Linked DNA regions of Homo sapiens: region 2 is linked to region 1. The links are chromatin loops, found by intact Hi-C in ENCODE. Cell type or tissue: mammary epithelial cell. All regions are shown on one strand. Links, peaks and the distances in the headings refer to the core of each region. The heading gives the core; the rest is flanking DNA.

Region 1 (2,920 bases), core at 310-2,809:
GAAGGTTTGGATTGCTTCCAATTAACTTTTTTCTCCTTAACTGCTGATTCTTTGAACACAGCCCTGAACTGAGGCTGGGCCATGAGGCAGCATCTTTATCTGGTTTACAGAGGAGTCGTGCCCAGGTTGTCCTAGGCACTGAGTAAGGATGGGTAAAGGACTTACCCAGGACAGAGTCAATACTTAATTGATGTTGGCAACTATTTTTATTGTTATGCGTTATACTTTCCCTGCAGCCAGAGGCTGCAAGCAAAGATCACCAACAGAAGTATGAGCAGTTCTCTGGCACACTTTACCACAATAAAAACTCCATTATTCCACATTTAAACTGGGGACGCTGGCCACATTCTTTTTAAAGAAACCATCAATTCCATGTCCTCCAATATCACACTGAGGACCAGTACATGAGATTTGTAAAGGAAAGCACTGGGTTAGGAGTCTCAAAAGCAGACTCTGACCTTGGCCCTGCTGTATGAGGTGGGCAGGTCATTGAGCCTCAGTTGCCCCTTTATGGGTGCAAATGTCGTCCAAGACCCTGTTTTATATTTCTCTCCTCCCAACAGTAGATAATCAGTGGACTGATTGAACATAAAGGATACCCAGGAGCACAAAAGGGGAACCTTGATTTGAAAGAGCCCATAACCTGGCTGGAAGAAAAGATGTGAGCAAGGCCAGGTGCAGTGGCTCACCCCTGTAATCCCAGCACTGTGGGAGGCCAAGGCGGGTGGATTGCCTGAGCTCAGGAGACCAGCCAGGATTGCCTGAGACCAGCCTGGGCAACATGGCGAAACCCTGTCTCTACTAAAAATACAAAAAAATTAGCCGGGCTTTGTGGCGGGCGCCTATAGTCCCTGTAGCTACTTGGGAGGCTGAGGCAGGAGAATCGCTTGAACCCGGGAGGTGAAGGTTGCAGTGAGCCAAGATGGCGCCACTGCACTCCCGCCTGGGCGACAGAGCAAAATTCCATCTCAAAAAAAAAAAAGAAAAGATGTGAGCAGAGTCACTAATAAAAGTCTGCCTATGCTATGCTCCAAATGCCCCACCATTCTGTGACACCTTTGAGCTGCTCCGTGGGGTGATATAAACCTGGGTGATATTGTCAATTTTGGCAATGCCTTTTCTTAGTAACTTTGCCCACATTAAAGCAAAACAAAACCCAGGCCACAACAATATATAACCTTCCTTTGTATTACCGGATGGAACACTGAAGGAATCCCATCTCTTTCAAGGGAAAGTTGAAGTTCAGAGAAGTTCCTGGTGCACTTCATCTCTCCTGAAGTCTCTTTGATTCATCTCTGATGATACCTGCCCTTCCTCTGGCTGGCATGCTGCCGAGGCTGGGTGGTCACCATCTTTGCTGGACCCACATCACACATGTCCGCTTCTTGTCAGACTGAACTTGCCAGAGGGTTAGGTGGGGCATTGTGAAATAATAACAGCTTTCCCGCCTGAAAAATCTGGAAACATCGCTTTCTCCACCCAGGTTCTGGGGATCACTTAGCCTCAGTTTGGTTTAAACTGATTTTCCTGAATGTGCAGCCTGTGCATATTTGAGCCAACAAAAACCTTCCTCCCAACCCAGAAGGCAGATGCAACAGCCCACGCAAGCTCTAAACTGTCTGCACCTGCAACTCGAGCTGTGGCACCCAGCTGATGCCTGCAGAGGCATCTGCTGAATTCTGGACCAGGGATGATGCTGCTCGGATGGGAGCTGCCCAAAGAGGGTGGGTGCAGGGGTGCCCCCCTGTGGAGTATTTGTGCCTACCCTTGAGAGGCTTTCGCTGAAGTGACCCAGGAGGGAGGAAGTGGAGCTGAATTCCTAGGAAACATTTACTCCAAATTGTGGTTTCCAAGCCCTCTGGACTGTAGCCCAGTTCAGGGGAGCAAAAGACTTTGTGGCCCACTGAGTCCACTCGCTCCTACTTTGCAGTGGGAGAGAATTTGGTAGTAACAAAGGATTAAAGGAGAAGAGAAAACTAATCAAAGTAATGCAGCAAATACTCAGGACAACAATCAACAGAAACTCCTAAAAGTAATTTTATAAGTAATGTAAATTAATAGAGTAGAAGCAGTTTAAAACCAAGAGATTGCCGATGCTGCGTTGTAGCCATTAAGGGTCACGGTTGCGAACACCAGAACCTGCTCTAGCAGGCCTATCTATTTATAATAGAAGAGGAATTTATTAAGGGATATGAAGTAGCTGAACATCACGCCACCATCTCCCCATAGTCACTTGCTGTAAATTCCAGTTTCAATCTTGGGGAGGTGGGTCTTCTGAGAAGGAAATAACCAAGTATAGGAAGGGTGTTCACAAAAGTGCTGGGTAGCTGAAGAAAAGCACACAACAAATGTCTTCTGCACTAATACCAAAACGCCCTTCCTGAGAATTGGAATTCCACCTCTTAGGCTGGGTGCATACACAGGAGTTTCGCTGTATTGTTTAGTGATGGATGGTGGTCACCTTTCTTTACAGAATAGAAAATGAATATTCTCAGTAAACTCTTCTAACACACTAATTTTTGTTTATTAATGCCAAGGCTTATTAACCCTCAATAACTCACATATTATGTTCCTAGTTCCTTATAAAAATGAATTCCCATGTAATACACTTGCTTGTAAGAATTGAAGAGAATACACATATTTGAGATGCATTTTTTATTCTTTTAGAAACCCTTAGTTTCTATCACTGGGCCAGGGACTCTGCTTTGAGAATTATAGATTTCAAGAATTGAGGCCGGGCATGGTGGCTCACACCTGTAATCCCAGCACTTTGGGAAGCCGAGGCCGGTAGATCATCTGAGATCAGGAGTTCGAGACCAGCCTGGCCAACATGCCAAAACCCCATCTCTACTAAAAATACAAAAAAAAAAAATTAGCGGGGTGTGGTGGTGCATGCCTGTAATCCCAGCTACTCAGGAGG
Region 2 (2,920 bases), core at 229-2,728, 62 kb before region 1:
TGTCTTGGAATGCTGTTGAGTGAATGAAGGACTGTCTATTCCTCAGACCACTGAAGGGGCACTCCCAAGTTTAGGAACCGCACTCCACCTCGAATAGATGGTCCGCACTGCCCTTCTATGAGTGATCAGATAGGGATCTTCTAGAGAGGCTTTGACTGCTGCAAGAGGACCACTGGCTTCAAAGTCAGAAATCCTGTCTCTGTCACTTATTTCCTGTGTAATGCTGGGCAAAGTTCTTAATCCTAAATATCCTTATCTTTAAAGTGAGTATAAAAATTTCTACCTTAATCAGGAGTTATTGCCTAATGGGTACAGGGTTTTTATATGGGGTGATAAAAATGTTTTGGGAATAGACAGTGGTGAGGCCTGCACAGCATTGTGAATGTAATTACTGCCACTGAAATGTACACTTACAGATGGTTTAGAAAATTTCCTGGCTGGGGGCAGCAGCTCACAATCATAATCCCAGCACCTTGGGAGGCTGAGGTGGGAGGATTGCTCAGGTCTGGGAGTTTGAGGCTGCAGTGATCCACGGTCATGTCACTGCACTCCAGCCTGGGTGACAGAGCGAGACCCTGTCTCAAAAAAAGAAAGAAAAAAAATTTTGTAGTGTACAAGTTTGCCATATTTCTGTGTGTGCCTCATGTGAGTTTATAAAAGAATATGACAAGAGAAATCATAAAAAGGGCAAAAGGAAAAAGCCATCACAAAAGGGTGGTCTGGGATGGGGCGAACGGATAAATGACAGTGGTTGGAAGATAATAATTATATTTTCCTGGGATGCTTTGACCTGTAATCAGAATTCTTTATGGTGTCTTGGCAACATGCAGACCTCTCAGAGAAATGCCTGACACACAGAAATGGTGAAGCAGTGGTCCTCCGGCGGCCTTCAGGGCAGGATTGATAGTGCTTATGTTTGTGAACTCTCAAAAACTCTATAAATCCAGCTGGCTGAGACAGAGTTCTCTCCATCTCTCTCTGAACTAGTCATTCGACTTCAATTCAGTCAATACTCAATGGGTGCATAAATGCAATCATTAGGGCTGTTAATGAATATTTTGGTTCTCGCCTTCAGGACATAAAGTCAAATTTGACCTCCCCACTGCCTTAGCTTTGGCAAATGAAAGAAAAGCAGAAGTGATATGTGTCATATTGGATGGAAAGAATTCCCCTGCCCTTCTCCTGTTTCAGTGATTGCAGAAGCACTCAAGCTGAAGCCTCCCTCCCCTGTGTCTATGAGTCACTCTCATGAGCCATACTTGCCACCCTGCACCAGACATCTGGCATAAGTGAGGAATAAACCTCTGTGTGGAATGCTACTGAGATTCAGCATTGTTTGTTGCTGCAGCATTACCTGGCCTACCCTGACTGATGCTCTATGTGTGTTTCACCCTGGGCTAAGTGAGTTATTTCACATAGAAACTAAACTCTGGAGTTAGAGAGCCTAGGTTTCAATCCTGGTTAGCTACTTTCTTACTGTGTGATCTTAGACAAATCAGTAAACTTCTCTGTGCCTTATTTCCTATTTATTTATTTATTTATTTATTTATTTATATATATATTTTTTGAGACAGAGTCTTGCTCTGTCACCCAGGCTGGAATGCAGTGGTGCTATCTCAGCTCACTGCAACCTCCACCTCCTGGGTTCAAGTGATTCACCTATCTCAGCCTCCCAAGTAGCTGGGATTACAGGCACACCAGTACCATACCCGGCTACTTTTTGTATTTTTAGTAAAGACGAGGTTTTGCCATGTTGGCCAGGCTGGTCTCAAACTCCTGACCTCAGATGATCTCCCTGCCTCGGCCTCCCAAAGTGCTGGGATTACAGGCGTGAGCCACTTCGCCTGGCCCTTATTTCCTATATTTGTAAAACGGGGATAATAATGGCAATCGTCTCATAGGATTTTTGTGAGGATTAAACTATGTGAGTAATTAGCTCAATGCCAGGCACATAGTAAGTCATCAGAAATGTTTGATGGTCATGATGTTGATCTCATTTAACTCTCACAACAACTCTATCTAAGTGATATAGTTTGGATATGTGTCCCCGCCCAAATCTCATATCGAAATGTAATCCCTGATGTTGGAGGTGGGGCCTGGTGAGAGGTGATTGGATAATGGGGGCAGGTTTCACATGAATGTTTTAGTACCATCCCCTGGGTGTGGTCCTTGTGATAGTGAGTGAGTTCTTGTGAGATCTGATAGCACCTTCCCTGTGGCTCTGTCTTGCTCTTGCTTTCACCATGTGATATGCCTGCTACCCCTTTACCTTCCCCCGTTATTGGAAGCTTCTTGAGGCCTCCCCAATAGCAGATGCTGCTATGCCTCCTGTACAGCCTGAAGAACTGTCAGCCAATTAATCCTCTTTTCTTATGAATTACCCAGTCTCAGGTATTTATTTATAGCAATGTGAGAATGGACTAATACAGTAAAACATGAGGTTTCAGCACTGTTCCTGCAACATCACCTGGCCCCAGTCACACAAGTCATAAGATTAGGATCCAGCACTGGCTCATCAGTCCACCTCGGGGGCATACTTCTATGTCCCTGGAAGCTGGCCAGCTCCAGTGTCCAGCCACTTCTCATTCTGTCCTCATCTGCTCTCTGGATTGCTCATTCACTTACTCAACCAAATTCATGTAAAAGAGCTGTCTGGGCCGGGCGCGGTGACTCCACGTCTATAATCCCAGCACTTTGGGAGGCCGAGGCGGGAGGATCACCTGAAGTCGTGAGTTTGAGACCAGTCTGACCAACATGGAGAAGCCCCGTCTCTACTAAAAGTGTAAAATTAGCCGGGCGTGGTGGCACATGCCTGTAATCCCAGTTACTCAGGAGGTTGAGGCAGGAGAATCGCTTGACCCTGGGAGGCAGAGGTTGCAGTGAGCCAAGATCACGCCATTGCACTCCAGCCTGGGAAACA

What was found. A loop is a pair of places that touch in the nucleus more often than their neighbours do. Peaks named below come from ENCODE experiments on the same cell type or tissue, not always from the same donor. Only the 100,000 strongest peaks of a DNase experiment are listed, where the experiment ranks them.
Region 2: a loop joins it to region 1, with 4 times the contacts of the local background. A loop is called at or near these places in 2 of 110 quality-filtered maps.

The regions. Positions count from the first base shown.
Region 1 is chr1:62,293,207-62,296,126 of GRCh38, reverse strand. All of the region lies in intron 1 of KANK4 (KN motif and ankyrin repeat domains 4), which reads left to right. Among named protein-coding and RNA genes, the nearest start is that of KANK4, 25 kb to the left of the region's middle. In mammary epithelial cell, for the core only: a CTCF peak has its summit at 1,745 (motif pointing left); no DNase peak of the experiment used is centred there.
Region 2 is chr1:62,354,933-62,357,852 of GRCh38, reverse strand. No RefSeq gene overlaps it. Among named protein-coding and RNA genes, the nearest start is that of KANK4, 37 kb to the right of the region's middle. In mammary epithelial cell, for the core only: no CTCF peak of the experiment used is centred there; a DNase peak (open chromatin) is centred at 1,232.